2 separate regions of the Mus musculus genome follow, and region 1 is linked to region 2. The links are chromatin loops, found by intact Hi-C in ENCODE. Cell type or tissue: left cerebral cortex. All regions are shown on one strand. Links, peaks and the distances in the headings refer to the core of each region. The heading gives the core; the rest is flanking DNA.

Region 1 (2,919 bases), core at 257-2,756, 510 kb after region 2:
ATATTGTGATGACCCCCCCACCAAAAAATTAATTTTGTTGTTACTTCACAACTATGACTTTGCTACTATTTTAAATCACAATATATTTAGCTAATATGCAGGATATCTTAAGTACAACCCCTAAAAAAGGGGGTTGTTCAGCTCCCTAAAGGGGCTGCAAATTTAGTTCGGTGCTCTGATCAATCTCCGAGTGAGCAGAATAGTGCTTTACAAACAGTAGACCCTTAAACATTTTTTAACTCGGATCTCATGCTGAAAAGATGTATGTATGGGTTTAAGGTTGTGGCAAATGAACTAGAGTTAGGGCTGTATCCTGGTCTTTCTGTACATGCCAAAGTAGAAGCTGTCTTGATGGAATACTATTTTGCTTGTGGCCTTGTTAAAGCACAGAAGGTTGTACATACTATTGCACATTATTCTTCATGCTCCCTCCATGCTGCCCTAGTGTTTTGTTAAATGGATTGTTTTTTTTTTTTTTTTAAGAGCCATCACCTGGTATGTTTTATTCACTAATGATCAGTGATCTCTACTAACTTATGCTGAACTCTAAAACTTAGTAGGTTAAAAAGGTGCTTAATTGCCAAGTTCAAGGCTTATTCTTTCAATGTAGCATAAACAGATTATAATGGTGATGGGTGTTTGTTTGTTTTTATGCTGGGGTCTGAATCTTTGATATGTTCTACCACTGAAATCCCCCAATTCTGAAAAGGTTTTATGGAGGTCCTTCTTTTAAATGGGAGAGTGCAAAAAGATGCAGTGCAAATAAGGAGAGCAAATAATTTTCAGGAGATTGAAAACAAAAGAAATGAAGAATAAAGGAAAGTTAGAGCAGTCTTTATTATAGTTTCAACGTTTACCCCTCTAACTTCAATGCTTTTAAGAAAGCAGTAAACCTTACGCTGTAAGATAACATTATCACACTGTAACTGTCCTGTTTGCACAATTCTGTGCTTCATAGACCATATCAGTGTGTGGCACAGTGATGGACGGTGTTTAACAACATTCTCATGATGACATATGATTTTCCCCATATGTTTTGGTTCAGCTCCTTATAAGACCCAGGAGTGAGCCCAGGAGTGAGAAGTAGTCTTGTTAATCCTTCTGACCACTAAACACAAAGGAGCCATGGATTTTTCTATGCACTTTTAGCTGGAGCCTCAAAATGGGGAACAAGCTGTCCTCTCTATTGTAGGCAGCCTCACTACAAACACATGAGAAGCTGCTTGTAGATGTATTTCATGCTTACATTTCATACCTGGTCTGTATTTAAGGAAGTTTTGAAGTGATGTTGTACAATTAGTATTCGTGTAGGTACTTTGTATGTATAGCCAACTATGATAAATCTAGTTTGATGTCCTTCCAAGGATGTGCATTAGGTAATATGTCCTGTAAGGCAGGTTATTTACTGGCTCTATTCCTCAGTTTTTTCATTTGCCAAATAGTTATTAAACCTAAAAAGAAAAAGAAAACCACAAGGCAGAATTTTCTCCAAAGACAAAATGGGCACACAGCAGAGCAGAGATGTAGCTAGAGTGGCCTAAAGGGAGTGGGGGGGGGGGGGCGGGGAGGGGGGGGCGGGGAAGCATAGGCTTCTACTCAGCATCCACTCACACACATGCATTCAGTGCAGCCGCAGCCCCTGAGATGCACAGTGAGCCCAGCTGGAAATAAGAAGGCTGCTCTCTAAGTCCACTCCAGCTCTAACATTTTGTACTTATTAATTTGTTATTCTATTATTTTCTGCAGTCACTGAAACACACCATCCCTTATCACCGCTGACAGAGAGAGGCAGACAGAGACAAAAAGACACACATACACAGAGAGACAGACACACAGACTGAGAAACAGACACAGTAACAGTGTTTTGGTCTTACAATTTAAATCTCCAAAGAATGGGTCTAAGAATTCAAAACACATTTTTTCACAGCTTTGATATTGAGTTTTCAAATTTTCCATTTCACCTCCAGAGTTCAGTTGAAGCTCTTACAGTTTGCTGAATTAACCTCAACACGTTGACTGCTTCCCAAATGCTATGGTATACAGCTTGGCACTGCATCCTAATAAACAGGCCACACCTGGGAACTGGTGGGAACTCAAACATTGGAGAACATCCACAACAGATGGCGAAACAACTGAGGCCAGGTGGGCTTCTTGTTTAATGACCATCTGGATTAAGTTCAGTTAATTTGGCATGTCTCTAATTATCCCTAGCAACTGGACCCTCTACTCTGTTTTAGAAGTTTAGGTTTATATACTACATATAAACTTATCATAACCAGCCCATCTGTGACCCAAAGCTATACACATGTGGCCTTGAATCCAGCCAGTTCTCAGGTTTTTTGATTGAGCTCTTAGCAACCTTCAAGGCAGTCCTCTCCAGTGCTCTGCCGCCTACTTTTCTCAGATTTGATGACATTTCTCCCTTGACTTTTTGCTAGGTTTTTTAATTAATAAAGAAAGCTTTTTAGACTAATGTAATATGCTTATTTGCACAGTATTCAAAACTCAAGAATGTCTAGATGCATGTAGTGGCAGATGCCTATAATTCCAGCACTAGGTAAGAATAACATTCTTTTTCTAGGGATAAAAATCATACAAATGATATTTAAGAAACAGCATTAACTGAAGTAATATGTCTGTTTAGTACTTTTATAGAACATGATAAAAAGTCATACATTGTTCATGATATGGTCCCATCTTTACAGTTTCTATTTTAACTATATTTGTTCTGATTTCTTTCATCTAAATAAAACACCATGTCTGTTTTCACTTTCTCTAACCTTTACACTGTCGTTGATGGTAACAAAAATACTAGACCTCCCAGTCCGCCCACTGTGATGAAAGCTTCCTCTGAATTTCAGTGCAGCCTTGGCTACAAGCAATATGCACAATCCTTCCTGGATGAAGTCAGCCCTCATG
Region 2 (2,919 bases), core at 174-2,673:
AACCTTCTTCTTTCTTCTCCTTGTTCTTTCTTCTTCTTCTTCAAAGATTTATTTATTATTATTATTATTATTATTATTATTATTATTATTATATATAAGTACACTGTAGCTGTCTTCAGACACACCAGAAGAGGGCGTCAGATCTCATTACAGATGGTTGTGAGCCACCATGTGATTGCTGGAATTTGAACTCAGGACCTTCGGAACAGCAGTCACTCTTACCCACTGAGCCATCTTCTTAAACCTGCATATGATAGTATCTCTAATAGTCAACTGGTTTCAAAATGCAGTCTGAGTACCAGAGTTAGAACCATTTAGCATAGTTGGAAGATGTGCCATCTCCTGGACACAATACTACTGTACAATATTAAAACTGTAGCATGAATCCCATATGTAATCGTACATGCTCTGGTATAGGCCTTAAACGATCAAAAAGAAAGTACATATGACTAAAAACTTAAAAGCAAGCTAATTGCAAAAAAAAAAAAAAAAAAAAAAAAAAAAAGGAAATCAAGTGTCTCTATCATTTAAATCCTTTGTGGACTTATAAAATCTATGTAGTATAGAAAAATAAAGACATTACTAAATGATTATTAGTGTGTGTGTGTGTACACAATTTGCAGGGGTTCGCTTCTCTACTTGGTGACAAGCATCATTAAGCTTCTGTCCCACCTAGTTCCCTTCATCATATTTAACAAAACCAAAAACCAGGTTCTCCCAGACTTGAAACTATCCTCGAAGCTGAGACCATGCTTCAGGGATGCTCAGACCACGGGTTTGACAGGCAGGTAATCTCAGGACCATCTCTGGGCCGCTTCTAGGTCACCTCATCCGAGGTCCTGCACAGTACGGACCTTGTAGGTCACCAGGACCTGGAACAAGACGCCCCAACCACTCTGCGCTTGCTCATTCGGTCAGCCAGCGAGGGCGGAGCCAGGGCCGGATACAAGTCGCTTTGGGCGGGGCTTTAACCCGTGGTGCAACTGGGCATAGGGCGGAAGAGCCGATGTGGAGCGGAATGTTGAAGAGACCCGGCTCTCTAATGTGGGAGGGGCTTAGGGAACAAAACGGAAGCCTGAGGCGGCCTTAGGGAGGGATTCGGAGTTACAAAGCCAGCCGGAAACTGGCGACGTAGGTGGGGCTTAGGGCTCATTACGCCTGCGCACCGAGCAACCGGCGGGCTGCGTAGTTATTTTTGAACCGGGTGGCGGGGAATAGCTTAGAAGCCATTAGGGCGCCGTCTGCGGTGAGGTTGGTAGTGTTCTCCGTTCGATCTAGTGATGGCACAGCAGCTCGCCCGAGAGCAAGGCATCACCCTGCGTGGGAGCGCAGAAATCGTGGCCGAGTTTTTCTGTGAGTGCTGAGCGCAGCCCCCGCCGCCAGAGAGAGCTGAGGCTGAGCCGGGCCTTAGGACGCGCGCTAGGACGGAACCACGGATCCTCCCGGGGGCGGGGAACGCTGCACCACCCAGCGCAGGCCTGGGCCTCCTGGAACCTAACGGGGCTGACCTGGGTCATCATCTTACTCGCTCTCTGAAAGCTGGGGTCTGTGTTGACATCCTCTGACCACATGCTCTGTATTTACACTTAGCAAACCTGCGAAGTTGGACATTGCTGGGTTAAAGGTTTTCCGTGTCTTTTTGTGCCTACTCTGCTTTCTGGGAGACTTAAACGTTATTACACGGTTACGGCTTTATTTCTTTCGTTTTCAGCATTTGGCATCAACAGCATTTTGTATCAGCGTGGCATTTATCCGTCGGAAACCTTTACTAGAGTGCAGAAATATGGACTCACCTTGCTTACAACTACTGACCCCGAGCTCATAAAGTATCTCAATAATGTGGTGGAACAGCTAAAAGGTAATCACGTTTTCAGTGTGTGATCTTACAGGTTTGTGTCCCAAGTAACTTAAAGCAACATGCCTTCTCAAATGTCATTCTCAACTGGGAGGAAGCAAGCAATGGAGGGAATCCCCACCTCTTTTTAAGTAGGCTGAATGTCTTGATGTTAGGAATCTTTAAGCTGCTTTAAGAGTGGGTTTTGTAGGTTAACCAGTTGCAGCAAATTGGAAATTTTACCCGATTAAAAGGATTTCGCCATTCTGTGTTTTGCTTTGTAGCTCCCAATGAAATCATACAAAATACCAATTCTAAAAGCATTGCAACTGCCTTTTTTTCTCTTTGAGTTTTATTGTACGTGAAAGGGTGTTGTAGTTTGTTTTAATTGTAAATTCATTAACAGTGTTTATTGCTTTTTTTGTTAACTTCAGTATTAAAATGGCCTTTTGGTGGCCACCTGAACATGGTTAGCTTGGCATCTGTCTTTAAGGCCGTTTTGTTTTGCTTTGCTTTTGAGACAGGTCTCTTTATGTAGCTCTGGCTGTCCTTGAACATGCTATGTAGACCCGGCTATCGTTGAACTCACAAAGATCAGCCTGGCTCTACTCCCAAGTTCTGGGACTAAAGGCATTTGCCACTGTGTCCAGTTTAAGGCCAGACTTCTAAACATGCCTTGCTATTTGTATCCATAGTAGAGTATTCATCAACACTTGTGCAGGTTGGATATGAATTCACAGGCAAAAACGGCAGGGCTTTTAAGCATAAGATCTGCTTTGAATTCTGGTATCTGTGGATCCTTTTACCCCCTGCAGCTCACTTACTTGCAAGGATGATAGTTTAGAAACACAAGGCTAATTGGTCACTCTGTCCAAAACACAGTTGTGGCTTTCCTGATTCTTAAAAGTACAGTTTCATTAATTTAACTTGTAAGATTTTATATGACATAGCATCTTGACTTTTCATAATTATGTAATTTATTTACTTTATTGAAAAGAATTTACTTTTCAATTAGTCTGCCCATGTATGCATGTATATACATGTGTGTGTGTGTGTGTGTGTGTGTGTGTGTGCAGGCGTGCATG

The links. Peaks named below come from ENCODE experiments on the same cell type or tissue, not always from the same donor. Only the 100,000 strongest peaks of a DNase experiment are listed, where the experiment ranks them.
Region 1: it touches region 2 in a loop (10-fold over the local background); 2 of 42 quality-filtered maps call a loop at or near these places.

The regions. Positions count from the first base shown.
Region 1 is chr6:67,046,154-67,049,072 of GRCm38, forward strand. The region is part of intron 1 of E230016M11Rik (RIKEN cDNA E230016M11 gene); the gene reads left to right. Among named protein-coding and RNA genes, the nearest start is that of Gadd45a, 10 kb to the left of the region's middle. In left cerebral cortex, for the core only: no CTCF peak of the experiment used is centred there; no DNase peak of the experiment used is centred there.
Region 2 is chr6:66,534,247-66,537,165 of GRCm38, forward strand. Mad2l1 (MAD2 mitotic arrest deficient-like 1) reads left to right here and starts at 975. Exons shown (of 6, transcript NM_001355624.1): 1 at 975-1,353; 2 at 1,712-1,858. The coding sequence starts at 1,281. In left cerebral cortex, for the core only: CTCF peaks have their summits at 345 (motif pointing left) and 1,222; DNase peaks (open chromatin) are centred at 286, 1,033 and 1,839; H3K4me3 peaks cover 1,782 bases; H3K27ac peaks cover 986 bases.